6 separate regions of the Homo sapiens genome follow, and all the other regions are linked to region 3. A link is a loop called in an ENCODE intact Hi-C map of the cell type or tissue named here. Cell type or tissue: PC-9. All regions are shown on one strand. Region 1 has its middle 82 kb from the start of PREP. Region 2 has its middle 160 kb from the start of LINC02836. Region 3 overlaps ATG5 (autophagy related 5). Region 4 overlaps PRDM1 (PR/SET domain 1). Region 5 overlaps ATG5 (autophagy related 5). Region 6 has its middle 100 kb from the start of LINC02836.

What was found. Hi-C counts contacts between places; a loop is a spot of excess contacts. Peaks named below come from ENCODE experiments on the same cell type or tissue, not always from the same donor. Only the 100,000 strongest peaks of a DNase experiment are listed, where the experiment ranks them.
Region 1: a loop joins it to region 3, with 12 times the contacts of the local background. A loop is called at or near these places in 71 of 110 quality-filtered maps.
Region 2: a loop joins it to region 3, with 3 times the contacts of the local background. A loop is called at or near these places in 9 of 110 quality-filtered maps.
Region 4: a loop joins it to region 3, with 15 times the contacts of the local background. A loop is called at or near these places in 36 of 110 quality-filtered maps.
Region 5: a loop joins it to region 3, with 2.4 times the contacts of the local background. A loop is called at or near these places in 7 of 110 quality-filtered maps.
Region 6: it touches region 3 in a loop (12-fold over the local background); 55 of 110 quality-filtered maps call a loop at or near these places.

The regions. Positions count from the first base shown.
Region 1 is chr6:105,482,494-105,487,493 of GRCh38, forward strand. No RefSeq gene overlaps it. Among named protein-coding and RNA genes, the nearest start is that of PREP, 82 kb to the left of the region's middle. In PC-9, CTCF peaks have their summits at 2,384 and 2,586; a DNase peak (open chromatin) is centred at 2,378.
Region 2 is chr6:105,793,619-105,798,618 of GRCh38, forward strand. No RefSeq gene overlaps it. Among named protein-coding and RNA genes, the nearest start is that of LINC02836, 160 kb to the left of the region's middle. In PC-9, no CTCF peak of the experiment used is centred here; DNase peaks (open chromatin) are centred at 873, 1,423, 2,653 and 4,693; H3K27ac peaks cover 5,000 bases.
Region 3 is chr6:106,221,607-106,226,606 of GRCh38, forward strand. All of the region lies in intron 6 of ATG5 (autophagy related 5), which reads right to left. Among named protein-coding and RNA genes, the nearest start is that of ATG5, 100 kb to the right of the region's middle. In PC-9, CTCF peaks have their summits at 1,914 (motif pointing left) and 2,113; a DNase peak (open chromatin) is centred at 1,895; H3K27ac peaks cover 611 bases.
Region 4 is chr6:106,088,321-106,093,320 of GRCh38, forward strand. It overlaps PRDM1 (PR/SET domain 1), which reads left to right. Exons shown (of 7, transcript NM_001198.4): 2 at 1-129. Among named protein-coding and RNA genes, the nearest start is that of PRDM1, 4.5 kb to the left of the region's middle. In PC-9, no CTCF peak of the experiment used is centred here; no DNase peak of the experiment used is centred here; H3K4me3 peaks cover 89 bases.
Region 5 is chr6:106,299,092-106,304,091 of GRCh38, forward strand. The region is part of intron 3 of ATG5 (autophagy related 5); the gene reads right to left. Among named protein-coding and RNA genes, the nearest start is that of ATG5, 24 kb to the right of the region's middle. In PC-9, CTCF peaks have their summits at 2,050 (motif pointing left) and 2,251; no DNase peak of the experiment used is centred here; H3K27ac peaks cover 574 bases.
Region 6 is chr6:105,730,785-105,735,784 of GRCh38, forward strand. No RefSeq gene overlaps it. Among named protein-coding and RNA genes, the nearest start is that of LINC02836, 100 kb to the left of the region's middle. In PC-9, CTCF peaks have their summits at 2,957 (motif pointing right) and 3,157; no DNase peak of the experiment used is centred here.

The DNA of each region.
Region 1 (5,000 bases), 740 kb before region 3:
AAGACCCAAAACCAACTATAATCTGTATATCCCGTAAAAGAAAAATTACAAATTCTGATGTAATACTTAAAATTATTATTTCTTAATTCCAAAGTAACTGCTTTTATGACCAGCAAACTCCCAATGGTTAAAATTATTAGCTCAAGACATTTTGCTTTAGTTTAGACAAAAACCTCTAAGTGGCCTACTTTCATTTTCAGTTGGTTGAACAGTTTGTGGTTATATTTGAAATACTTTTTAAAAATGGTCTTGGGTAGGGAGTCAAATTAAAAAACCAAAAAATGCCAAACCTCAGTTTTTGAAAACTGTTTTCCTGAAGACCTGTCTAATCATTCCAATAAGGACACAAAGACATCGACCAATCACATAAATTCCTTATAGTCTCAAAAGCAACAGAAGGCCCCCCCCCCCACTCCCCTCCTCCAATGCAGGCAAGTTTTACATTATTTCTTAGATTAGCTACACATCTTGTTTTTCATGAATTTTAAAAACACATTTATGCCTCTCTGAGGCAGGAAGAATGGGAGTTAACAGCTCAGAAGGAAAATCATAGTGACATTGGACCACATGCCATCTGACGAGGGGATTACTTATAGATGATGTGTGTTCTCTAGTTATCCCTCAAACTCCCCTTGGACGATTAACTGTCTGGTTGGGAGGTGAAGGCTAAGACAGACAGATTAATAAACAGCTTTTCTTCACAACCAAGTCATTTGTTGAATAAAATCTATGGGAAAGCTGATGCCATAAAAGAAGTTAGATAGCATCACCATGGCATTATCGCCCTGGTTATCCCTGAACTCTGGAGACTTAATAATCTTCAAATAAGTAGTATTTAAACAAATCCCCTTTCAAAAGAAATGAAAAACTGGAGAGTTTATTTAATAACCACCACAAACATGAAGTGGTATAAAAAACTCTGCTTTCATGATTTAATTTTGATAACAACCAAATGTGCTGAGTAAGTCTTCAAGTCCCAAAGTTCAGCATTTTTTTTTTCTATTTTCCACTGCTTAATCTATTAAGAAAAACTAACAAAAATGATTGCTGCTGCTTTTGGATCTTTGAGCGTAATTCATCTTGTTTGTTTAATGCACGGTGAAGAAAGCTGGTTAATGGAGGTTAATCAGCTTGGAACCTGCTCAAGGACAGCACGTTGAGGTTTGAGAAGGGTGCCCTATGCCATCACAGCAGTGCAAAATGCAACAAAAAACGTCTTGCAGCTCTCTGTTCAAAGAGTCATTGCATGATAAAAGAGAAGGCTACAGTCTGACTCATGATGTACTGAAATAATCTGATATCTCTGTTTGGCTTCTCTAAGAGCAGAATTTCATGGAGTCTGGGATCATTCTGAGGGGCATCCATTAAAATGTGAGTGTGAGTTTTGCTTTTTTTTTGGTCTGTGTGCAGATTTCTATACAGTTATATTCCTTATTCTTCTTTTGGGTTACAGGCCCCTTTGAGAATCTGATAAAAGCTATAAAATCCAGAAGAATGCACACACACAGAAGTTACACATCTTGTTAGGGAGCTCCACCAAGTCCCTGAAGCCTGTCTGTGAACCCCCTGTTGCACGTACAGACAAGACCTTGTCTGATTGATGAATTCATCTTGCATTTTTATAACCTTTCCAGGCTGCCTGCATTTTATTGGTGCTTTTTGGCAAGGGAGCCAAGACTCCTAAAAAAATCTACAAGCATGAGATTCCTTGAAATGGAGAGGTAACAAACAAAGAAAGGAACAAAGTTAAAAGCCCGAGAACCCCTAAGATTTCATTCCTTCAGGAAAATCTGTGTCATAAATCACTTCTCCAGGTGTCTATATTTGACTCTTAGTTGTTTGTGTGGGAGTCCTTCCCTTCACTTTGCTGCCTCCACCTGCTTTCTCCCTTCCTTCTCACCGACCCCAGCACAGGCACAGTGTTACCTGTTCTGTTCTGTTCTGCACCAGTGGGACAATGTTGCCAACTGCCTTCTCATCTAATTTGTGAAACCAGGTCTCTTTCCTCCAACATATACAATCTTGTGTCACAGGATATCTTCCTCTTTCTTTGGAAAAGATATCTTCAAGAAGATAAGTTCTGAACTCAATAAATATTTTCCTTTCTCAAACTAGTGATAGATATAGCCCATTGACTCATTTCAAATGCCAGAGATTGCACTTGTTTTCATCAGTACGAGTTTGCCCTTTATGCCTGTGAGGAGCTAAGTATAAGCCAGTTTCACACACCCCTCCCCTTTTAATTCAGCGCCTTGTCCATATCTCCACACCCCAAAATGAGCAGTGTCTGTACGATCTTACTGGCTCTTAACCTGAGGAAGAGAGACCTGTGGTCATCTCCTATTTAAATGTTTTCTCTTTAAGTGCAGTTTTCCAATATTCCACTAGTTGGGGCTCTATACAAAGGAAAGAAAAAGAAGGGGTTCCTGCAGAATTATTTACTAAGAAAACACAATATATGATACCGCTAAACTATTTTCTGAGGCCCTGGAAATAAGCGCGTTAATTTAATTTTTGTTCCTATATACCAACCATGAAGTTGTATTATATCGCTATATCAGACGTGCTTGCTTTGCTTACATTGGTTAGAGAAGTAAAACCAAGATTATCGCTTTTGATATGATTTGCAGGTAACCAGCTTACCCATTGCGTAGTTATTACAAAATATGAAATTATAAAGTGCGCAATGGAACATTTGCTACGCAAGTGGTAAGACCATCTTCTTTGTAAGATTTTTCTAGGACAGTCATCTTTTAAACCCTTGTTGTTTGATTGAAAGTCTTTCCAGTCTTGAGAATTTGATTTCTGTGTCAGCCTAGGACCAGAGTTTGGACAAGATGATCTAATATCGGTTCCCTCATGAACCGCTGGGAAACTGACTTGGTCCATGCTAACATTTGCTTCTCTCTCTCAGCTTTTACTTACTTTGTGTCAGGTTGAAAGATTACCTCGGACAGTCACAAATAATCCAAGTCTCCCAGTGCTTTGCTTACCCTTGCTTGTTGTAGGTTTGTTTATCCTGTCTTTCTCCACCTCCCCGGAGATCCTTTGGCAAATCTGATAAACAATTCCTTTTTCTTGCTCAAGGCAGAAAGTCCAATCGAATACAATGGGAGGCCAGACTTGGCTGAAATGCAGGCTGCAGGTGTTCTCAGCATTGTGGTCATCTAAACCAGATGCTGGGGGAGTTGAAGCACCTGCTTCCCTTCTCTGTGTACACTCCGGAGACTACCACTCCTGGGTAGGCTGGGCCAGAGAACCAGGCTGAAGTGAGCGACGTACATACTGCAGCATCCTTTTGACAGATAAAATGAGTTGCTCTAGAAACAATTTCTCAAAATTCCCCTTTAAGTCCTCAAACACATACAGGTTGATCTGCTATTCTCTCTCTCCCTTCCCTGATATGACACCACTATTCCTTCAACACACACACACACACATACACACACACACCTGACAACAGAGCCTGCTTCAAGCAGATACTCAGAGACTCAGAGGCAACTTTATTTTTCCCCGGATTATCTAGGAAGAAAAGACTGGCTGTGGACAAGATGGTGATGACTTTTATGGTTCCGATAACAATGAGACAGATGCCAAAAGGCTTGCATAGCCTCAAATTTTATGAACATTTCTATAGGTGTCATAAATCTCTGAACAATCCAGAGAGAACATTAAATCTTCTATCTTGAATGTTGAAGATTAATAAGAGTTCAGGGGAGAAATTGGTCCTGAGGCAAGGTGACTATGTTATAAGCAGCTGCAGAGGTTGGCTCTGGTATTTTCATTAAGATGATTCTAAGTTGTATTATTTCAGCTCTAAATGTTAATAACACATTGACAGCAGGCCTGTGCATGTGTAGCCAAACCCTTAGTTGTATACCTGCACGAGTCAAGTTCCGTCCTTCTGTTAATATTTTTTAAAATTTTTATTTAAACAAATATTTAATTGTTTTGTAGGGACAGGGTCATGCTGTGCTGCCCAGGCTGGTCTTGAACTCCTGGCCTCAAGTGATCCTCTTGTCTCAACCTCCCAAAGTGCTGGGACTACAGGCATGAGCCACCGCACCTGACTCCTGCTATGACTATTTCTATTCTGATTTCAGTGTTTCTTTTTACCGCAAATACTCTTCTGGGACAGAGATAATGCTTTGCATTGATACAGAGGGATATATTTTATCTGTATATCTTTGCCCTCTGTTCTAAAAGTCAGCTGAGAAAGTTTTTGTCTTGAGGATTGAAGCCCCGACCCTGCTCCGCTCTGGAGGTTTCCATGCAAACATAGGCAGTGAGGGCCTAGGCCCAGGCCCCTTGAAGGGGAGGTATATCCTGGACCTCAGTCCTTCCCAGCACCCCATCTCCTCCCTCCAAGGGAAACTTGTCTCTTACCTGAGCCTCTATTGATATCAGAGCTTGAGGAAGCCCTTTAAATTTGCTCCCTGTATCTCTGTAATGCACAGACACATTCTTGTTGCTACACGCCCAGACCAACTCTACATTCAAAATAATAATTTTTCAAAGGAGAGACCTGGGGTAGGTTTGTGATGTTAAAAGATAAAACTTGGACAAATTAAATTTAACAGAGTTTAATTGAGCAAAGAGCGGTATGTGAATCGGGCAGCCTCCCAAATCAGAAGAGGCTCAGAGACTCCAGTGCAACCATGTGGTGGAAGAAGATTTATGAACAGGAAAAAGAAAGTGATGTGCAGAAAACAGAAGTGAGGAACAGAAACAGCCTTATTGGTTACAGCTTGGAGTGAGCCTTATTTGAACATGGTTTGAATAGTTGGCCACCCTTGATTGGCTGAAACTTGGTGATTGTCACTAGAGTAGGTTACGGTCTGTTTACACATCCACTTAGGTTATAGTTCACTATATAGAGAAAGCTTTGGGCTGAATTTAAAATATGTAAGGAGGTGGCTTTAGGCTACACTTAATTTAACAGTGGGCATGAGCGGGAAAGAGGGTTGGTAGGCTGGACAAGAGTGATAAATCAAAAGAAA
Region 2 (5,000 bases), 430 kb before region 3:
ATGTTTTCCTACCACCTAGCCTCCTCTATGTAAGTGCAGTTTGCTATACACGGCAGACCAGGCACTTCTCAGAAATGGGAAGGTCAAGTGATATTATCAGTGGTCAATATATCACTCTATTGCTGACTATAATATGAACACCCAATAATTGTCTCCATTTCAACCAGGAAACTGGTTGGGTGTGACAAATGTGCCCTTGTTACTCCAGAGGTCTCTGAAAAGCTTTGCTCTGCCATTCATGGCTTTTGAAAACCAGAAAATGACTCAGTTGGATTTGATTTAATTACCTTACAGAAACCACCTTTGAGGGCCAGACACGGTGGCTCACACCTGTAATCCCAGCACTTTGGGAGGCCGAGGTGGGCAGATCACCTGAGGTCAGGAGTTCGAGACCAGCCTGACCAACATGGAGAAAATACAAAAATTACAAAAATTAGCTGGGTGTGGTGGCACATGCCTGTAATCCCAGCTACTCATGAGGCTGAGGTAGGAGAATTGCTTGAACCCAGGAGGTGGAGGTTCCAGTGAGCTGAAATAGCACCATTGCACTCCAGCCTGCACAACAAGAGCAAAACTCCATCTCAAAAAAAAAAAAAAAAGAAAGAAAGAAAGAAAGAAACCACCTTTGAAACCAGTGAGCCTGTGAATGGCAAAGGGGAACTCCAGCAGTTTGGAAGGAGGCAGGAACAGGCTTTCTCTAAAGAGAGCCAGTCTGTCTGTGACCACGGAGAAAGCAAGGTCTAAAGTTCAGGGACCAGTTCATGAGATCTGCCTGGCAGTGCTGCTGCGGCTGGGGAAGGAGCCACTCTTCTTATGTAATGGGAAGGAGGCTTACAACACAGGCCACCAGGAGTGGCTCCCAGTGAAAGCGACCTGTGCTCTACAGTGGCTGTCTGCCATGGGAACTGGTTTCACAGTCAGGTCCTGCTGTGTTGGCATCACGTTTCACGAGGAGGGCTTTAGAGATCTTTCATTATTATTCCAGAAAGAAAGATTATTAATCAGGTCAGCACCAGTCCTCCCATTTAATCAGTGGAGAAACTGGGGTGAGCATTTGCCAGTTCTAGCTGCATTCTAAGGTGAGTGACTTTGAAGCATCCTGCCTGGGATGCTGCGGCCCAGCCCCCTGGGCCCAGCCAGGGTCCCCTAAATTGTGGCGAATGGTCAAATGTAAGAAGTGAGGGAGACACTCTAGATCTGGAAGGAATTCTTCTTCTGGTTTCAGGGATTTTTTTTTTTTTTTTTTTTGGTGCTGGGAAAAGGGAAGGGAACTGGGGTGGTCTCTACTGTTTCCGAAATGTAGATTTTTTTTTACCTTAAATTGTGTCAACCCAGAATATTTTTGCATTTTTAAAAATTATCATGGGACTATATTCTGCATTATGAACAATTTCCAAGTGTGACTTCAACTGGAAACTTTATTAGCTCATTCAGGCATGACTCGTGTCACTTAGCAAACTGCTGCTTCAGTGAAGGAAATAAATGTACTTTCAGGGGTGCACTGCGTCTGACACGCAGAGGAGTTCTTAATTCTGCCCACAAGGAACCGGCCTATTACCTATTATCACATGCTTAAAAGGAAGGTAGCAACTATTCAAGTCAAGTTTTGCAGTGAGGAAAAATAAAATGTGACTTGCCCTGTAGAATAAAACTATTCACATTTGTATAATAGACATTTAAAAAGCATTTTCACATAGCACAAACATAATACCAAGCATAATTTTTTTAAAAAAAGCATTTACTTAACATCAACTAAAGTAAAATATTTGCTTAATCTAAAAAAGCATTTTTATATATAGCTAATGTAATCCTCACAACCATCCTTGTTTTATAGATGAAGCACCCTAGGCTCTGGGGTGTAAAGTAACTTGCCCATAGCTTCTCACATGCTCATGTCAGAGCCTGAACAGTCCTCAACTCCAGTGCTCCTTCCTCCTCACCTCCACTTCCCCAATTAAAGAGGGAGTCAGGCTTTTTCCAACTAGTACTCATCTCTAATTATGAGACAAAATGCCTTCATCCCCCTTTCCCAAACAAGATCTTCCCCTGCTCTGAATTTTTGGTGAAATAATAATTCCATAATGATACATCTTCTTCCTTCACTACTCTCTCCCCAACCAAGTACAGTGCCTGTCTCCTATTGCAATGGACATTTGTGAAAGGAAGGATAGGAGAGAGGAAAGCAAAAAGAGGGTCAGGCAGGAAGGGAAGACTCAGAAAATTCATCTTTTCTCATTACCCCAGCAACTAACCAACCCTAAGTGTTTTGAAGCACTTAATAGGTGCTCTGTATTCCGCTAGGATATAAGAGAGGTGTCAGTCAGGGATCCCACCCTAAGGAAAATTATAATACAGCAAAAAGATAACAAAAAATGGATCAAGTAGAGAAGAAAACAATGTGAGACAGACCATTCAATGGGGAGATGAGAGCTGGAGAGAGGAGAGCAGGGAGCCAGGGGAAGGCTCTGCAGGGGAGGGGCTCTGGGGCAGCATGAGGCTGCCTGAGGTCCTGCCTAGGGCACCGAAGAAAGCGCAGGAGTGCAGGCTGACACAGGATCAACTTGATTCCTTGTGTTTTACGTGCTCTACGTGAGAAAGGCTGAGAACCCCAGAAGGTGACACTGGCTACTCTGTAGGCATGAAGTGACTCCGTGAGTCATTGCCAGAATGTCAAAGGGATTTCTTAGTCAGGAAACAGTCTCTGCCTTGGTGTTGATCAACAACTTAGACAAACAGAAGTCTAAAGAGCAAACAGGCCAGCACAGAACCCCGGCCCCTCGGACCAGGCCATGCCCCACTTACTGTAAATGCCCTTGGCCACACCCAGCCTCTCACCAGTGCAGTGAAGCCTGAGACTCCTGGACCTACGACTCTGCTCTTTGCCCAGCATTTCACTCAAGGGGAATTGACTGACACTGATCCAAAGCACAATGCACACACTAAGATATGTTCAAATAATAATAGTAACTTGCGGAGTGGATTTGTCACTTCCAGGTAAAATATACAAAAAGCTCCATCCACGACACACTGCGTAATTCCCATTAGGCAGAATATGACAGACATAACTTGAAATTAAAAATGACATTCTGCATTGGAGGAAAGGTAGCTTTCATGATTTAGACAGAAACAGTTTTAACAGATAATGTTTACCTCCTGTTGGACAAACTTGTGACCTTGAGTAAATGACTTAGTATTTTTGGCCTCAATTTTCTCATGAGTGTAATGCTTAAGCGGGGGGTAGGAATAATCTCTACACTTCCCTTACAGCTTTGAGATTCAGTGAATCTAATCTCTGTATATCCCTGAAGTAGAAAACAACACTAAAAGGCCTGTAATCTACTCATAAAGAGCATTCAGGTCCCTGAATATTTGGAATGACCAGTAAAGCAACATCAGCCTGCTTCTCAGAACTCTCAAATGGTAGACCATAATCTCTTTCCTTATAACTGAGATCAATCAAAAGACCTGGAGATCTGGCAATACTACGGGAGGGTTATTTTAGTAGTGTTTGTTTTCTTGAAGTATTATCAAGTCATTTTTGCCCTAAAAAAAAAATCGCCAAATAATTCTGCAACCAAACATTCAAAGTATTGGCAAAGAAAGAGATAGAGAGAGACAGAGAGAGAGACCCAGTCCTTAAACTGGAAGACAGATTTTAAGTCCACTTATTACTCAGATGACCTTTGATTCTCAATCTTCAGGACCTCAAAAGCCTTCCTCTCTTAAAAGGGGGAAGGAGGCAAGAAGAATGCCTTCCATGTCTAGCTCACAGGTTTGCCTGAGGGACACAGGAGATAGTTGGTGTAAAAGTGCTTCATAAAACTTAATGTGTTCTACAAATGAAAGGGATCATATTTTTTATTGCAAACCATTGTTCTTGTGACTGGAGGAAGCTGGATATATAAGCACAGTAATCGCTTAAACATGTGTTATAAACTTAAGCCTGAAAGTTAATGCCTTTAGCAAAGGAAACATTATTTTTATTATTACCATTATGGAGAGGACAAAGAGAATTCAGTGTTAATCTGAAGGAAACTCACCAGTGGGAGCTCCACCCTGAAAGGATTATTAAACTTGTGACAACACAGGTAACCAGACAACTAGAGCACCTCCTACTTTGAAGCAACACTGGTGATGATGGCATAACTCACCCTTTCCTTAGTATCGGGTGCAACTGGCACCAAGAACAACACCCATGCCCAGGTGACAACTGCGCCAATATGGGTCAGCATCTCACCTCCTCATCAAGAGTGAGCCCAGGACAGAGACCTGGAATGCCAGGGTGAAATCTCTACCTGAGGGGTCTTAGTCGCCCAAGGAGATCTACAGAAGAGCTGAATTCAACAGCTATCTGCTATCCCAGGCCAGACAGCTTTTCCACACAGAAACGAATACCTCTCTCATCTGAATTGGAATACTCATGACAAGTAGCCAGAAGAGTCATCGGTTAAAAACAAGGGTTGGGCTGGGTTTCTCTTGACTTTCTGCATGTCTTGCAGGGCAGAACTTTTCCTGAAAATCCCGATGTTCAGATGTTTACAATTACAGGCAATGAGGCTCAAAGAGCCAGCCTCATGGATCACTTGTGTTTTATTTTTGGTTTTGTTTTCATTAGATGCAACACTGAGCTGAGCCTTGAGCCTTCCAGGGAGTTGCACAACCTCAGCTTTTAGAGATTGTGTTTCATGGTCACGGAAAAAAAAATAATTGGATTTAATAGGTTTTCACAATCATATTATCTGCTTAACCTTCCAAGATCATTACTCACTTAATTGTTAAGCCCCAAGGAAAGATCATAGGGTAGGGGTTATGCTAGTCAGTCATTACAATTTGAGAGAAAAGCAGATTCTTCACGACTGATGTAAAATCTGAATGTAATATCAAACGTTTTAAGTGTTCTGATTTAAACCCCTTATATTTGAAAGAATTGGGCTCCTTTGATACTTGTTCTCATTACAGAATGAAAACTTGCATGTTATATATGATGCTTATGTATTTGC
Region 3 (5,000 bases):
GCCTGGGAGATCAAAGCTGCAGTGAGCTGAGATCGTGCCACTGCACTCCACCCTGGGTGACAGAGTGAGACCCTGTCTCAAAAAAAAAAAAAAAAAGAAAGAAAGAAAAAAAAATCAAAACTGATCACTTGAGGTCCAACTTATGTTTACTATATCTACTTATATTCCCAAAGACATCTTAAGGAGAGATGAAATCATAAAAAGGTGAGGATGAGAAAGAAAATAGTAAGTCAGTAAGGTCAATTTTTACATATATTAGGCTAGCATAATAAAAATATGAGTGTCTTATTATTATTTTTTTTTGAGACAGAGTCTTGCTCTGTTGCCCAGGCTGGAGTGCAGTGGTGCAATCATGGCTTACTGCAATGTCTGCCTTCCAGGTTCAAGCAATCCTTGTGCCTCAGCCTCCTGAGTAGCTGGGATTACAGGTGTGCGTCACCCTGCCCAGCTAATTTTTGTATTTTCAGTAGAGACAGGGTTTCACCACGTTAAACCATGAGTTTGGCCAGGATGGTCTCAAACTCCCAAAGTGCTAGGATTACATGCGTGAGCCACTGCGTCTGGCCTAAAGTGTCTTATTATAACCAAGAATTTATTTGTGGAGAGAGGTAAAGAAAACTCATTTTTAGTGAAATAATTAAAACTGCATCATTCACAATCTATCTTTCAAAATGAGGTATTAACTATTTTGGCTTCTAAAATTACCCCATATACTACATGCATGAGCATGGGAATTGAAGTTATTTTATTCCTAAGTTTGAGACTTCATGTTTTAATGTGATCACTAAAAATTTCCTAATTGATGATTAGGAAAATAACTTTCTGTAAAATTCCAGAATTTTAGCTGTTTCAATCTCTTCATATTAAGGGGAGAACATTATGTTTTTACTTTCTGTGCATGCACTTTCTTTATTAGAAGAAAATGGACTGAGGGCAGTAAGCAACCGAAAAGGAAGAGTAATAAGAAGCCTGATGTGTGTGAAAACTGGAGAACAGTCTCAAATCATAAAAAGTTATGACAGAAGAGGCATAAAAAATAAAAGTAATGAACTTAATATATGAAAGGTAATAATGATTAAGAGCATAGGCTATAAAGCCAGACTGGACTCCCTGGATTCAAATCCTGGCTCTTCTAATTACTAGGTAGGTAACCCTGAGCAAGTTTCAATGACCAATCTTTTTCTCAATTACCTCAGGTATATAAAGGGGACAGTAACAGCATTTAACCCAGAGGACAATAAGGATTAAATAAATACATGTAAAATAATTTAAAACAGTACCTGGTATTCAATAAAGCGCAATAAATGTTAGCTGCTATTATTATTCATCTAAACTTTACTTTCATTACCAGCAATATTTTTTAATCTTAAAAATATTGAATAAAACAATGACCTAGCTTAGTAAATAAATTCATAATGAGAAAATGTTGATTTCATTTAATAATAACTTTAGTAGTTTGGGATAACACTTTGCATATTTTAATTTCCCCAGCTATAAATAACTCAAATAATTTGCCATCAGATGATCTGTTATTTTGAAGTTAACAAATAAAGCATTTCCTAAAAAAGTTCTAATACATAACTTTTGCTCTCATCTTATGTTTTAAAAACAAAATGGCAAATCATCTGCATCAAATAGTTCCTACTCTTATAACATGACAATTGTTTTAAAATATATCTGCTGGAAAAAGCAACTGAAGTCCTAGAAAATAGAAATGTAATTTTAAACTATTCCAATAAAGCTGGAGGAGGAAGGGGAAAAACATATCTGCCAAATAAGCTTATAATTAATAGTTGTTTTCAGTTTTCAAAAATCCACATAGGAAGCAATTTAAGCCTAAATTGCCTAAGTCTCAATCTCAGCGTAGTAGATAGCTTAGGGCAATCAAAACTTGCTGTGTTGGGCTGCCCCCTACAGGACTCAATTTACCTATTTCTTTTAAAAGGTGTGTAAGTAGGAAATATGATTCAAGTTTTACATTAACAATATTAATGCTAAAGCAGATGATTATCATTCACGCATTCACTATAGGAGGAAACAGTCTCTGAGAACCATCTATAGAGATACAGAGAGAAATGAAACAATCCTTGTCCTTGAGGAATTAATAGTTTACTGCTTACAGAGAAACTACATACATGGTGAAATATTTAAAAATAGCTCATGATATCCTCTATGATATTATGTTTGCTATAGAAAAAGAACAAGGCTGAAGATCTAAGATCCAAGTTCTACTGTTGGCTCTGCCATCAAACAATAAGCTAAACAATGTACAAGTCAGTTTTGGGGAAGCTGTCTTATTCCCAAAATGAGGAGGTTAAATTAGTTAATTCTTCCAGCCTCTATGGCTCTAATATTCCACAGTTACATTTGTCAAAACAAAAGGTAGAAGGAAATGTTTCAAAAACAGACTTCGCAGAAAGAACATCTATATGATATGAAGGGCTGGGGCATATGTGAAGAAATCAAGGAAGACTTCTTGAGGAAGGTGACATCTGAAGTAACTTTAGAAGCACTCTGGGAGCCAAGGCTATTCCCAGGAGTTAACAGAGTCAGATAATAAAAGATCAAAGATGTTTAGGGGAATAGCATGCAGTGTTATTTGGTTGCAGTCTAGCTATATTTTAGGAAACATCAAATTAATATCAGTATAAAACTCAACAGAATGGAGGGAGAAAAAGCAGGTAGAAAAATCTAAGAACCACTAAAATAGTTCATCTAGAAGATAAAGGACCCATGAGCTAAATCAGTGCAAATGGCAAGAAGGGAATAAATGAAGACAGTTCTGGTCCATTAGAACTGCAACTCAACAAAAGTGATCAAAAGAGTTATTCCAAAGTATTGACCTGGTAACTTGAAGAAAAGTAAAGAAAGAGGAAACTGGACACTGAAACAGAAGAAGTAGATTATGTATTTGGTAGTGAATGGAAGTAGATTGGTGGGACCAGTTAGAACCTCACAGAGAAGAACTATGTTAAGACCAGAAATACGGCCAGGTGCGGTGGCTCATGCCTGTAATCCCAGCACTTTGGGAGGCCTGGGTGGGCGGATCACCTGAGGTCAGGAGTTCAAGACCAGCCTGACAAAGATGGAGAAACCCTGTCTCCCCTGTCTGTACTAATACAAAATTAGCCAGGTGTGGTGGTGCATGCCTGTAATCCCAGCTACTCAGGAGGCTGAGGTAGGAGAATCGCTTGAACCCGGGAGGCGGAGGTTGCAGTGAGCTGAGATCGCACCATTGCACTCCAGGCTGGGCAAAAAGAGCGAAACTCTTGTCTCAAAAAACAAACAAACAAAACAAAACAAAACACAGAAATACATCAATTAAAAAAGTGAGCTATTCACCAGATATGTTCCACTGGTCATAAAACAAAAGAATACAGGAGGCATGACAAGCCATCATCATTGCTGTTAAAATAACTCACAGCAAAATTATAATGATTTAAGTCAATAACATCTAATAATTCCAGCTATAGTGTGCAATTTAATTTATTATGTGCCAGGCACAATAGTTTATTAAAGGTATTACCTCTAATTTTCACAATAACCCTATTTTACAGATTATAAAATGGAGGCCCAGAGATGTAAGGTGAACGAGCCAAATCACCTAGTTACCTGGAATATAAACTCAGAACTGCCTAAATCAAAAGCTCTCAATCTTAACCACATGCTATACTGATGCATGTCAAAGATTCAATTCATTCAGATTTTTCAAGGTTATCGGAAAACCTATGTAGATAAAAATTTCCAAAATAATCAAGGATATGTAACTTTTACAGAAAGCAATCACTGATCATCTATTGCAATACTCATGTTCTTAAGCAATATACTGAGTTGAAATTTTTATATTTTATAAATAATTAGAAAGAATACATTTTTTAAAACTTTAAAAAACACCTCAGTTTTTATTCTCTTCCCCAAATTTCAACAAAATCCATTTATCCAAACTTGAGGTTGAATCATTAAAGTGGTGATATCATCAGTAATAGCAGAGTGAGGACCCTGAATATACTCTCCTCCATAAAAGCAACAAGAACACAAAAATTCTCAAAATGAACTTTTTCTGAAATCTTTCAAAAGCCCCACTCTCAGAAAACTGTCATTATTTGATCTGCCAGTTCCCTAGAAAAACCTCCCTCATAGGACATTATTTGACTTGACTCAGAGCTCACTCAGTGCAAACAATTTTATCACCAGGAGAGTTTGTGGAAAATCAGTGGCAATTGTTAAACATCACATCTGCCATGAGATAGCAATAACAGATGGGACAAACAAGCTAACCAAAAAATTAAAAGAAAAACCTGGGAAATAAGAAATCCAAAGGGGGTCTGAAAAGTTCTAACATATTTCTGATAATCCAGAAAGCCATACACATGTATAGAGCTGTGTACACGCTCAAAAAACATCTACGAAGGCCCTAAACTCTCACCTATGGGAAACCCTGAGGCTCTGTACAAGAAGAAAGTAAAATCCAGTTATAAATTGCTTGCCGTATCATTGAAGGCAATGCCCCAACATTCACACATAGGCCCCTGGCAAAGATTGGAAGATACTCTAGTTCTAGGCATTCAAGAAAATCTCTTCTAATCATCAGATGATCACTAAACTCACCAAGCAGTAACTTTAGGGGCCTGTGTGATAAAAAATAAAAACCTGAAAGAATTAGTTCAGGAAAGAAACTAAACAAGCAACAGCAACAACAAAAACAGACCTTGGGAAAGGGGGGAAGCATCTGGTTTCCAGAGTTATTCTGTTATACTATATAAAATATTCAGGTCTCAACAACAACAAAATTACAAAGACATGCAAAGAAACAAGTATAAGCCACAAACTGGGGGGAAAAAGCAGCAGAAACTGGCCCTGAAAAAGACCAGATGCTGGACTTACTGGACAAAGACTTTAAGAGAGTTATTTTAAATATGCGCAAAGAACTAAAAAAAAGTTTATCTAAAGAACTACAGGAAAGTATCAGAACAATATTTCTGATCCTTCAGAAGAACCAC
Region 4 (5,000 bases), 130 kb before region 3:
GAAGAGAAGTGTACATACATTGTGAACGACCACCCCTGGGATTCTGGTGCTGATGGCGGTACTTCGGTTCAGGCGGAGGCATCCTTACCAAGGAATCTGCTTTTCAAGTATGCCACCAACAGTGAAGAGGTAAGCCTCTGGTTTATTGACAAGAAGATTGGGGACCTGGTGCCAAATCTCCCTACTTGCCCTTGAGGCCTTGTATATCTCTGAAAACCTCTGAGAATCTGTAAGTATCAGTAAATAATTGATTGCTCTATTCAATTCTTGCATTGCTTTCTCTTTCCCTAAACCATTTCCTTCTCATTTCTTCCAGCCTTCAACTGTTCCTCACTAATTAGTAAACAGTTAAATATTTTGGCAAATTGGCATGTCTTAGAAAAGCAACTTGCAGCATAGGGTGGGTGAAATTGTCAGTGAACTTCAAGAAAGCTCTGGGCCCACTGGCCCTAGTGTCCCTGTTGTACAATATCTCTTAAGGGAGAAAACTTTTTCTTGGAAAAAAAAGTTTTAATATTTCTTTTGTCTGTCTTTGGTAATTAGTTGGCTTTACTCTTTTTAACAAGCCAGCTTTATTAGCTGGGTTTCTAAAACTATCCTCAAAACTTTGACGTGTTTATGAAGTGAAGTGATGGTATAAGCCGAGAAAGGGGGTCATGTAAAAGTGTCCTCTGTCTGGATGACTTCAGAGCTAACCACTGTTTATCTGCAGCAGCTCCTTTGCTGGGGCTGGGCTGGCAGGCCAATTCCTTACTGGCCTCTGAAGTGGGTACACTCTTTGTTGTTTCAAAGGGGATGAAAACCCAAACTTGGAATGAGCAACTGATTTGTGTTTACCTTTAATATAAAGATTATAGCTAGGCGTGATGTTTAGCTGTGAAATAACTTGCAGAACCACCTCTTGTTTTCAGAATTTGGCTTACTGTAGTTGCACTTACTAGTCTACTACTGGGTTGAGTTGAATGAAAGGACCCCTCAGCAGACTTCCCATACCACCATTAGCACAGAGCACTGTCAATTCTATTACTTCCTTCAGAAAGTAGGGAAAGGGGATGGTTGGCCGTAGAAATCCAGAATTTGCTACTGGGACTATTCCTTACAGCCGTGTCAAATCACTTTCCCCCTTCCCTAAGGAACAGTATTTGAAGGAATCCGGGAGACTAGGAAATGCTTTGTCTCTTTCCTGTTTGTGTGTCTGAGTCCAGTGTTTTTGGTGAGGGGGAGACACAGCTGTCTAAAATTAAATAGAACAACGATGCTCAGTCTTTCTTTTTTCCCCCACTGCTGCGTGAATGGAGGCAGATTTTATAAAAAATAAAATTTAAATTCTAGTTGTAGTTGAATGTTACCAAAAAATTTAACCCCAGAGGTCAGCCTTAATTATACCTCTTCCTGAAAGTAATGCTCTTCTTATAGAAAGTCTCTCAATATGTGGCCCTTGGAATGAATGTAGGATTTGTTTGGGTATATGAGGTTTGACTATGGCTTTAAAAAGTGTAGTGTGTTTTTTCCCCATATCAAGTTTGACCAAATATTCGTCTGTTCCCAAGCTTCGTTTGTGCTGTGTTGCCCTGTCCAGTCCTTTGGGACTGAAGTAAAAATCTCCATTCTGTGGGTCATCTTTGCCTTTTAATTCTATAATGTTCTTATCGTCAGTTCAGCTCTTAGCTTAAGTTTTTCAATTTCCGTCATTCTCCTTTAAAATCATAGCTAAGTCAAGTAATGCTCTTAGATCATTTAGTTCAAGGTTCAGAAAGACAGTCACTTACCCAAAGGCATATAGGTAAAGCCAGACCGGGGACTTGAAGCAAAGCTTTTCTGACTTCTCCAATGAGTGCTTCTCGATTATGCTACACTGGCCCCTCTTGGTGTCACTGTGGTTTTAGTTATCATCTTAATATATTTCAGACCAATCCTTAAGCTATTTTGTGTTTTTTTCCCTCTGAATGTATAACTTCCTATTTCAATATATTAAGCAACCAAAAAACAGACAATGCCTGTGTTCCTGAAGAAGGTCCTTCGAAACTAACCTAAGAGGTGAGGGTTCTCTTATCCTATTTCCCTATCTTGCATTTAACTGAAGCGCTTGAATAGAGGATAGTATGTCTTTAAACCCTAATCATAAAGTCAAGCAAGGAGTAAACTTGAATGTAATACTGTCTTAAGCTTACTCTGGAATTTGTACCTGTTTTTCTGTTTCTCTCCTTTGTTTTTGAACTTTGGGAAAGGACAGCTTCCTTTAGAAGGTGAAAGAGGATGGTGGAGTTGAGCCATTAAGGGTAGGATAGCTGCAAACTAGTTCCGGGACAGCAACATTAAGGATTGATGAAATGTTTACATTATCTTTATTCAGTTAGTTCTTTAAGTTCCATGAGCCATTGAAATAGGAAGAGTCTTTCTACATGTACTTTTTATCTGACTTATTAATCTTGCCCTTCTTTAAATGTTTTCGTTTAAATAGCAAAAGATGTTACAATATGTACTATTGTGCTGACATACCGGGGAATTTTTTTTTTACAAGACCATTTTTCATTATGAATTTGTACCATGTGTCAGCACCTTTTTTTTTTTTTTGGTTAAAACAAAACATACAAATCATATTTCTGATCTTGACCCTCATTTTTAGATTGGGTTTAGAATCATTCTGCACCTTTAATGAAAAACTGTTCTTACTTCCTATTTCCAGAACTGAAATCAAATATAGACCTACTATTCAAAACTTTGAAAATGTTTTAAACTGATGGGTTATTCTTTTATGGGGGTTTTCCCCTTGTCCTCCTGAAATAATCTCTTATGACTACTTGACTACAGAAAAATCAGTTCAAGCATTTATATTTTAGAAGCGTTACCCTGTAGAGTTTCTGCCGTCGGTTGAGACTGCTTGCACTCAAGAGGCACTGTGGCTCTGTGAGTCTCACCTCCCTGTATCGTGGCTGATAAACATCAGACAGATTGTGAGGACTCCTTTGGTGTCCATTCTGATCGAAATCCATTATTAACTCAAGCCATCTGTAAAAAGTATCTCACCATAACATGCAATTCTCTCTTCATGTTGCCTTTTATTTGAGAAATGATGTACCAAGGCATCACCATGTCTCCTTTAATAGAAAGATAATGAAGAAGGAAACCTTCTCCAAACAACTTTGTTCACTTCACTCCTTTTAAAAATGGGGTGATTGCCGGGCGCGGTGGCTCACGCCTGTAATCCCAGCACTTTGGGAGGCTGAGGACAGCAGATCACCTGAGGTCAGGAGTTCAAGACCAGCCTAGCCAACATGGTGAAACCCCATCTCTACTAAAAATACAAAAATTAGCCGGGCGTGGTGGTGGGCGCCTGTAATCCCAGCTACCTGAGAGGCTGAGGTAGGAGAATCGCTTGAACCTGGGAGGTGGAGTGAGCCGAGATCGTGCCATTGCACTCCAGCCCAGGCAACGAGAGTGAAACTCTGTTTCAAAATAAATAAGTAAATAAATGCCATTGCACTCCAGCCCAGGCAACAAGAGCAAAACCCTGTTTCTAAATAAATAAAATAAAATAAAAATGAGGTGATTGCAGGCTGAAGGTCTTGGTCACTACTGAGTTCTAGTTCTCTCAAGACAAATATTCATATGGTCAAAACAGAATTATAATCTAACGAGTCATTCTTATAGAGTGGGATTCGGGGAGGGAAAACAGATAGCTAGTAATTTAAATGATCTTAATGTAATTTGGGGAGAGGATGATCAGATGACATTTAGACTTGGATATAGTTTCTGCTTCAAACCCACGCTGTGTGTGTCTGTTTGCATACTCTCTAAAGAAGGAATTTGAAAAAAAAAAAAAAAAACAAACCTATATTGTCCTTGTTATCAGCCTTCCATTAAGCGCTCCAACTCAACCCATCCTAAGCTGTCAAATCTCCTTCATTGTGTAAAATTGAAAAGAAGCCCTGTGTTTTGTCCGGAAGCTGTGGAAACTGTGGACGGCGGGGTGTGTTCTGTAACTGAGGCCACAGACAGAAACAAATCTGCTCAAGTGGTGGAGGGGTCTGCACCGCACATAAAGAGCTTCTGTGGGAGCAGGTGAAGCAAGGAGGTATTGAAGCCGGGTGTCCTCTTGCTGTTGAGTTTATAGAAGGCACAGAGCGGCCTGTCCCCAGCAGTAATTCTTTAGGACCCTGGTCAGTTCCAGTGAAGTTTCCTTCTTGAGTTAGGTGAACACATTCTTTGTCTTTTTAGCACTGTGAAGTTTAAGCTACACACCAAGTTCCTCCTTAGTATTTGCTTGGTTCAAAGATAAACTGTTACAAACTATGGGTCAGGGAGATGGGTAGTCTAAGATGCACATTCTGGATCTTTCTAGGACCAGAGGGAGACTTAGTACTTGGTTTTTTCACTTCCCTTTAAAAACAATCCTGGTTCCTGTTCCCCCTCCAAAGTTACCTGGACAAGCACCATAGTCTTAGAGTTTCAGCTTTTATGGCGTCTGTGTCTCAGACGTGCATTTGAGATGAAGATGTTTACTGTATATTAGAACGCTAGACTTAGAATGGATATAGGTGGTTTGTAAGTGCCTTCCAGTTTTGAAATTTTATGATTTTGTATCTTTATCTATAGGTGTGAGTTTATATGTGCCCTATAGCACTGTATGTAATTGAAATTTAAAATATTAGGGCGCTCTGTCCCTTTCCTAATGATAAGCTAATATTGAAGCTCTTTAATTTGTCTGGGGTTTGAGGATTATCATAGACCTCTCTTCTACCACAGAGCCTTCTCTTTTTAATTGTTCTCCTGTCTTGCCTGTTGAATTGAATTTGTAAGGTTAGAGATGGCAAGAGCTACTTCCGGTGCTGCTTTATAGCTTACTAGTGATGAGTCTATAGTTGTGCTCAAATAGGTATTGGGTAGCTTATGCTTTCTAGTTGACTTCTTTTTGGGCACAAGAAAATGTGTGTAAGATGGATAACTGAAAACCTAGAGGCCCATTCTGTAAAAGAATGGCAATTTGGAAGAAGAACCAC
Region 5 (5,000 bases), 77 kb after region 3:
AGTAGTAAGGATTTGAACCTGGAATACGGTCCACCCTTGGTACGTGTGGGGATTGGTTCCTGGACCTAGCTGGATACCAAAATTCGCAGATGCTTAAACCCTTATATTAAATGGCATAGTATTTGCATATAACCTACACACATTCTCCCGTATACTTTAAATTATTGCTAGATTACTTATAATACCTATTACAATGTAAGTGCTACGTAAATAGTTGTTATACCATATTGGACTTTTTGTGATTTCATTTTTATTGTTGTATTATTATTAGTTATTGCTTTTTTCCCCCAAATATTTTCAATCCATGGTTGGTTGAATCCATGGATGCAGAACCCATGGATACAGAACACCAACTCTTATCCAGAACTGTATTTTCTGTGTAAATAAGAGGACCCAACTAGCTAAAGACTCAGTGTATTGCCCTATAGAAAATGACTGCATAAGAACAGTATTAGGTCTATTTTTACACTTTGTTCTTTTTCTTCTTTACATTGCTCTAGTCTTCCATATTCAATTCTCGAAATGAATATATTTTAATATTTCTTTGCTTTTTGTTTTTTATTCATTACTCCATTTATGTGTGTGTGTATGTTTGTGCATGTGTGCACATTGGCACATGGTGTAGCAATAATGGATATTCTCAGAAGGGACATGATTCTAGTATAAATATCTGTACTCAGATAGCAAACTAATACAAGTATTCTAAAATCAGCACTGAAAGAATTTTCCCCATACTGGAGAACTACTGCCCAAGTTCATGTCACTAAAATAAATGCCTCCTATTCGGAAAGTTGCTGCATTCTGATTCACTGGAAACGGGATTACATTTCATTGTAACTGCAAGCATGTAACTACAAATGCAAACCAAAGTAATTTGATGATTGCTGTGAATACTGACTTACTCTATATGTAGGACAAACACAAACAACTATAGAGTAGCAATGTGTTTCACAGCTTTCTAAGCCCATTCTTATATATGAAAAAGTTCAAAAATAATGAAGGGATACCACATATATAAAATCTATGTAAGTCACATTTCAAAAATCTAGTTTACAGAATACATTGTTAACTCCTTTATGCCTAGTTTTCCATTATTGGAACGCTAAGCTTGTGGGAGTTATGTAAACTGTTCAAGGTCACTGACAAGGTCTGATTTTTCACACACAAAAAATTTTAATCTCCTGCATAAATGGGTTAAGTTCCAGAAATTCACAACCTTAAAAAGACTGGAAATAAGACAGAAGAATCTGTTAGCATTTATGATTAAAATGTTAAATGTTTTTTAAAAAATTATACACAGGTTTTCACTAAAGCATTTTGCTAAAATCTACTTTTGAAATCACAAAGAGTATTAAATTCTGAGTCATTCTATCATGTCTATGTTTAAGATCAACATCAATACAGCCATGGGACATTTAACAACATGGATATGTTCCGAGAAATGCATTGTTAAGCAATTTCATTCGCTGTTCAAACATCACAGTGTACTTACACAAACCTAGATGCCATAGCCTACTACGTACCTAGGCTACATGGTGTAGCCTAATGTTCCTAGGCTATAATCCTGTACATCATGTTACTACACTGAATACTCTAGACAACTGTAACACAATGATAAGTATGTATGCATCTAAACACAGAAAGGATACTATAAAAATACAGATTATCATCTTCTGGGACCACCATCCTAAATGCGGTCCATCATTGACCAAAATCATGTAGCCCAAGAGTATGTATTTTTTTTTACAATTCAAAAAGTAATTTCAACTTCTTCCTTTTACCACCTGTCCTGAAAGTCAATTTGCAGAGAAAAATTTCCCATTAAAGTTATTTATTTTACAGTTGACAAAATGAGAAGCTTGTTCTAAATTTCGTGCTTGAAGGTCTAAGATCTAAACCAAAATTAGGGTTTACTTACAAAGTATTCTTCGGAAGGACCAAGAACTGGTCTCTTAACATAATTCTAATATAAAACTAACAAATATAAAATGTGAACACCAGTTGTGGTAATAAGAAACTTCACCCCTTAAAATACAATGTTAGAGCACCCTCTGCTGACTAACATCTCAGTCTGAAGAAAGAGACTCTATTTTGAGTTAGGCCAGCACTTTCCATTTCCCATGTAATTTTTAAAAGCTAAAGATGCAAAGATAAAGCTCTAATCAGACATAACCTCCTTGTAAGCTCTCTACAAATCGACAACAACAAATGTATTGAGTATTCATTATAAGTATACCACTGTTCTTAAATTTTTTTAATTCTAATTTGGACAAATTGATATAAGCAATTAGAGAGAACAGATAAGATGGGAGAAAAATTTTTAAACAAAATGTTAGCAGGTGTGGTAAAAAGAGCCCTGAACTGATACTCTCAAAATCTGGGTCCTAACTTATTTGAACAAGTTACCTTACTTATTTGAGTCTCGGTTTTCCAAATAAAAGCAAGGGGCAAATTTAGATTCATTCATTCATTCATTCACTGAACAAACATTTACTTATCCCCTCCTATATGCTGCTGGTTTAAGTACAAAGAAAAATGATCCAAAATCTGAACCTTTTTTAACACTGACATGATGCTCAAAGGAACTGCTGCTTATTGAAGCATTTCGCATTTCAGATTTTCAGATTTGGAATACTGTAAGTATATAATACAAACATTCCAAAATCTGAAAAAATCTGAAATCTGAAAGACTCTGGTCCCAACCATTTTGGATAAAGGATACTTAACCCATATTAACTCACTTAATTCTTGAAACAAAGTTACGAAGTACAAGGTACCATTATCATTGCTGTTTTACAGACAAGAAAACTGAGATACAAAAAGGTCAAATAACTTGCCCAAGGTTATACCGCTAGTAAGTGATGAAGCTGGGATTTGAAATCTGGTTTCTGACTCCAGAGTCAGCATCCTTAATAACCATTATGTTACAATACACAGTTATAACATGACAAGAATATAGGAAGTACACACGTAGTGTAGAGATGGCACAAACGTAGAAATGATCACTTTGGGCTAAAAAGAACCACAAAAAAGGTCATAGTTAAGCTAGATGTTAGAAGTATGAGCTACAGGAGGGAATATATGAATGAATAATTAATTACAACCAAAACAAAGGATGCTGGAAAGAGCAAAAAAGATTTATCAAATTAGATGAGCAAAGAAACGGAAGCCCAAAACATTATCCCACATTCATTAAAACAAGTAGCTTAGTACACCTGGAAAGACCTGGAAAGAAGTGGGATCATGGACAACCTTTACACACACATCATGCTTTAGTGTTTGGCTTTATACTGTAGATGATGGTAAGTCAGAATAGGGTTCTTGAGGACAATAACAATGTTAGATCTGCATTTCAGAAAGAAAAATTATGGCACTGGGGAAGATAAACTAAAAGTAATAGTATTAAAAGCAGGAAGACAAATTAAGAGGCCACTAAAACAATCCATGTGAGAAATCAGATGGGCCTGAATCCCGAAAAACAAAGCAGGGAGTTTAAGGCATACTTAGAAGCCAGAATCACAATCTAGAGGCTAGATGATGAGGGAATCAAGAGTGGAGACGAACATCAACAAATTTAAAAGATCCAAAATTACAGTGAGCTCTTTTTTTACTACAATAGAATCAAACTAGAAATCAATAATGAAAAGATAACAGAAAAACCACTAAATGTGGAAATTAAACACATTTCTAAAAAAAACTAAGATTCCAAAAGAAAGCCTCAAAAGAAAATTTTAAAAATACACAGACCCGAATGAAAACAAAAACAGAACATATCAAAATTTATGGTCTATACTAAAGCCTGGCTGAAATAGATATTTGTAACACTAAATGCTTGTACAACATTGTGAATGTAATTAACACTACCATGGTTAAGATGGTAAATTTTGTTACATGCATTTTACTACAATTTAAAAAAGAAATTAAGGTAAGAGCTCAAAAAAATAACCTAAGTCCCTTTTCAAGAAACTAGAAAAAAATAATAAAACCAAAGGAGCAGAAGGAATAAGATTATTAAAAACAAAAAACAGAAACCAACAAAATTGGAAATTTTAAAAAGGAGAGAAAAATCCATGAACCACAACACTGGCTCTTCAAAAAAATAAGTAAAATTGGTAAACCTCTAACAAAGCTGACAAAAATGAAGACAACACTACAGATCCTAAAGTCATTCACAGACAAGGAAATACTATAAACAACTCTATGTTCATAAATTAACAACTTAGAAAAAACAAACCAACTCCCCAAAACCCATAAACTACCAACACTCAATGAAGAGGAAATAGGCAAGCTGAGTAGATCTATATATATCAAAGAAATTGAATTGGTAATTAACATGCTCCCCAAAAAGAAATCTCCAGACCCAAGTGGTTTCACTAAAGATATCTATCAAACACTTAAAGAATTGACAGCATTTTTACACGACCTTTTCCAGAAAATACATCAGAACAGAACACTTTCGAACTCAGTTTATAAAGCCCGTATAACCCTAATGCTAAATCAGACAATAGAAAAAACAGAAAACTACAATCCCTCTTATGAACATAAGACACAAAAATCCTCAACGAAATATTATTTGGCAAACTGAATCCAACAATGTATAAAACTTATTACATTCCGTGACCAAATAAGATTTATTAAATGTATACAAGGTTGGTCCAACATCAAAAATCCATAAATGTCATCTATTATAGCAACCAGCTAAGGAAGAAAAGTGATACAATCATATAATTAGCACAGAAAAGGCATCTGACAAAATCCAACATCTATTCATGACAATTGTGAAAGACTAATACATTCCCCATAAAATTAAGAACACCAGAAGATGTCCACTCTCACCACTCTTATCCAACACAGTACTAGAAGTTCTAGCTACTCCAATAAGGAAAAAAAAAAAAAGAAGAAAAGAAATAAAAGGCCTACAGATTGGAAAAATTATATAATTTCTATTTGCAGATGTCAAGACTGTTTACATAGAAAACCCCAAAGGATCTACCAAAAAA
Region 6 (5,000 bases), 490 kb before region 3:
GGAACTGCTTCAGCCCAGGAGTTTGAGGCTGCAGGGAGCTATGATCATACCACTGTACATCAGCCTGGGTGACAGAATGAGACCCTGTCTCTAAAATATAAATTGTTTAAATCCCATAATTTTACAAGAATAAAAAATAAGGGACTACATAGTCTAAGGAGAGAAAAGCTTTTCAGTGTGTAACACCAGACAAAAATATAAATAAAAAGGCTGATAAATATTATAAAATCATTTTTCACTGTACTTAAAAGAAACACCATACACAAAATTTGAAAACAATAAACTAGGGGAAAATATAGAGGTTAATTATATTAATTTATATACATTTTATAAATCAGTAAGAAAATGACTATTATATCAACTTTTTAAAAAAGAGTATATTCCAGATTTTGACAAGAAAGTAATATAAATGCTTCATAAATACAGAAAAAAAATCCAACTTGATTATTTAAAAAGTAAGGCAAGTAAAAGTACAATGACATGTTCAAAAGAGCGAACAATAAATAAGGAAATGTTAATGGCATATGTTCAAAAAACCTCCGCACAGAAAAACAGATCCTCGATAAATACGTGCAGACTGTTTTCTCCCCACTACCGTCTGTTTTGCAAAGCTTTTTCTGAAAATAAGTATCAGTTTGACACGATAGGGGATATTAAGGTCAGATGATTGCTTCATTATTTACTTTAATATTGATGCTTGCCTCTGATCTTCAGTTGGCTGTCCTTAACAAGCAAAACCTATAGTCACTTTAAATACCTTAAAATGTGATTTACTGTAACTCTCTTGTAACTAAAACTGCAGACATTTAAAAGTCAATATAATTAGAAAGTTGCTTTCTGTGTATAAGTTGTATTTTCACAATTAGTGTCCCCAGTGTGCCCCACTTTGGGGCAGATCAAATTATACTACAATGTGGGTGTATTTTCCTTAAAATATTTTTTTCATTTGGAAAAGACAACTCAAAATATTATGCATATATTTTAAATTCTCTTTTCAGAAAGAAGAAAACAATGCCTCCCACTACTCCACCCAGCAGTCTCCCTCCCACCCCCTGGGGCCATGGTTACAAAATTTGAAGAAATTTTCCATTTCCAGTTTGGATGCCAGATTAATTCATTCCTCTGTTGAAGGATTCCAGGAGCTCCAGCTTGGCTCCTGGTCAATTCGAGGACACTGGGAAGGTAAGGGTCAGAACCAGGCCTAACCTAATGAAGCACGTGTCCTCTTTAGTAGGCTCAGAATGACCTGGTCCCTAGGCTCACTTGAAGATAACTAGGCTTCTCTGAGAATCCTGTGAACCTAACATCACTCGAATTTAGTATATGTGAGACTCATTTACTCCTAGATTCAATGCTCAGAGGGTTGGGTGGATTCAGATTGCCTTCAGAAAATGAGTTAAAGATCATGGAATACATTCGCTTTAGAATTAGCAGGGATGAAAGGGAAAAAAGAACAGGCTTTACAGCATCAGGTAAAATTCAAGTATAACAAACCTGTGAATCTGACAAATCATTTCATGAGAGGGTAATTTTATGGAAACAAATATAGTCCTGGAAACAATGTTCACAATCTCAAGGACCTGGGGAGAGAAGAAAACTAACAACAGGAATAAATTATACATTAGGGAAACAAACACAGTTGATGGGAAAGGAAGGTTTCACCTTCAGACAGCTCTCCCCATTTTGTTTCTTTCTAATTCCAGCTCCAGATCCTTTTTGGTATGTGCATTCTTGTCTTGGTGAATTGTTTGGAGATTTATTATTATAATAATTATAATTTCCTTGTGGGGATGGTTAGAATATTTGTTGGGGAAAAAGAAAAAGAAAGTTGAAAAATTGTTACTACTTAATGGCAGGACATAATGTCTGTTAAATTCTATGTTGCAATCACTTTTTCAGTCTTTCTCCCCAATGCCAACTGCCTACAATTAGTTAACTTTATTATACAGACTAGCAGGCGCGTGGAAGGAGACTAATAAAAATATTTGTTGAGTTTATTATCGAGAAAATGCTTCAACTACTTTCCAAAAAGCACTGTTATCATAGACCAGTGTCTGTCAGGTCATATAAACAGCTCTGCTACGAAGCATGTTTTCTTTTGAAGGGATTTATTGTCATGCAACTTTATACTTTGGAGAAAAACACAGATTTATCAGTAAAGAATATGAGTGTGAAGCTTGCAACTTGCTATCCAGAAGAAATCGTTAAAGAGATATCTTTAAATGTATTCAAATGAGATTGGTTTCCATAGAATGAAGGAAAATGTACAAATCAACAATTTATGAGCATTTTTAAATCTTTTATTTCTTGAAACTGATAATTAGAAGAAAACCCAAATTTAAGACCTTCACTAATTTTATTGAACATTTATTCAAAATCTTATAAAACATCTTTTATATGTGAAGACAGATAGATAGACGTCACTTTAACGGCTATTGTTGAGAATTCAAGAATGCAGAAAACAATTCTTATAAGTCATGTATCAAGTAGTAGGTCCATTTTTTTGTTTTATTTTTAGTTGGGCCTAGTAGTTATTCTTTTCTTTCTTGAATAGTGCCGCTACCTGCCTAAGAATCACAGCTCACTTCCAAGACAGCCATTTCAATGGTGGAAAAGGATTAACAATAACAGATTAATCAATCCCAGGAGAATTTTCTCATTATCCCCAAGGGATGTATTCCTGTACTCTGAGGCAATAAATCCAATTGTAGTGGGGCCATATCTACCCATTGCCCTTACTTAATGGTTATAATGCTTTTGACACAATTACTGTTACTAACTTGATGTGTCTTTATCTTTGCAGTACTAAGAAAATAATGCAACATCAACTGAACATAAAACCCCATTGCTTTCGTTAGAGAAATAAAAGATAACAGCATACTTGAATGGGTAGACTTACCTCTAGAAAGGGAAAATTTCTGTTTTCTGTGGAACTTCAGAGGCACTTTTCTTGTGGGTTAACCACTAGAGGGCATCATGAGGCTATATACTTAACACTTGGAATATTGATTACTCGAATTAATTATTCTTAAAACACTGTTCTTCATGTTCACAATTCTCATTTAAATGAATAAAAATGGAGGTGTAAAAATCATTTGTCTTCAATTTAATGTGCATTAGGAATATTCAGCAGAAATGCGACAGAGACTAAAACTCCAAGTTACCAGGTCCGTTGAATCACACACCAAGAGAATTCATCTAATTAAAGGGTGGATATGGCTAACAGAAAATGGGATGCTTCAACATGATTCTGGAAGCAAAGTAAATACCTTAGAAATTTATTATCTATTCAATCATTTTTTTCATCATAAGCATTATGAGCCAAGGACCAACATTCAACTAATTGCCACTCTGGAGACAGCCATTTTCAAAGTTCAAACTGTACTTCTCAGAAAATGGAACAGGGTGATTGCTACTTCTTGCTATAAGATCTCTGGATTTCAGCTCATGCTTCATCTCTAACCTGCCAGTTTGGGTGCTTCCTTGACTTCTTTCCTGAAAATATTTGGCAAAAGATGGCCAGGCCATGTTGCCTTTTGTGATACAAGAAGTGCCTTGACTTAAACAGGGGCTACAACAAAGTATTTGACCTATTATGTAATTTCTCAAGAAACCTGGCCTAATGTGGGTTTAACTATTATTTTAGTATTTTTTAGTCAATACATTTTATCTTTTAGAGAAGTTTTAGGTTCACAGCAACATTGAGTGGAATGCGCTGAGTTTCCATATACCTCTGTCCCTGCCCCCTTCCCCCATAACCTCCCCGACTACTGACATCCTGCAGCAGTGGTATATTTGTTACTATTAATGAACCTGTATTGACACATCAGTGTCACCCAAAGTTCATCATTTACATTCGGGTTCACTCTTGGTGAAACTAAGGGTTTTGACAAATGTGTATCCACCTTTGCAGTACCATACATGCCCTAAAAATCCTCTATATTCCCCCCATTGACCCCTCCCTCTGCAGTAACTGCTGGCAATCACTGATCTTTTCACTGTCTCCATAGTTTTGCTTTTTCCAAAATGTCATATAGTTGAAATCATACAGTACATAGCCTTTTCAGATTGGCTTTTACTTATTAATAGGCATTTGTTTCCTCCGTGTCTTTTCATGGCGTGATAGCTCATTTCTTTTTAGTGTTGAATAATGTTTCATTTCTTAGGTATAAAACAGTTTGTTTATCCATTCACCTACTGAGGGACATCTTGATTGCTTTCAAGTTTTGACAATTATAAATAAGCTGCTATAAACATCCACGTGCAGGTTTTTGAATGAATGTAAGTTTTCAAGTCATTTGGGTATTGTTTTATTTTTAGCTTATCTGAGCTCTTGAGGGAAGAGAACAATGCTTCCTTAGAGTTAACTAAGGTTTAGCCTTTCTTTTGGCTTATGGAGAGCCATGCAGCGTTAGGACTGAAAGGAAATTTGGTGGCCTAATCCACTCATTCTACTTTAGGAAACTGAGGCACATACACATGGACTAGTTGTTATTCTATCCTTTATAAAAGCCTAGCCTTCCTGGATTTTGTTTTTCGGTGTGTGTGTGTGTGTGTGTGTGTGTGTGTGTGTGTGTGTGTTTGCTTTCAGATGTCACATTAGTTCTTGAATGACTAGTAAATTTTAAAGATCTTTTGCCCATTGGGTTCAGTCTCAGATTTTGCCATTAACTTTTTGATACAAACCATATAAGCATGAAAAAAATCCAGCGAATAATTTTTAAAATGCAAAGTTTGGAATGAGAAGGGGCATGGAGAAGAAACATGGTCACCTGGGTTAGCAAGCTGTCCTGAATTGGTAGTTTTAACTCAATACCGCTGAAGACAATTCTCATCTTGCTGATGACCCAGGCTACTCTGCCCCAAACAATCCTCAAAGCAGGGTACTGGCTTCCCATCTGGAAAATCAGACACAGTAGTATAACTGGATGCTAAATGAGACCTCTCCTGTTACCTTCCTTTCAGCTGAGGTCCCAAAGCTGAGAATCATAGGTGATAAC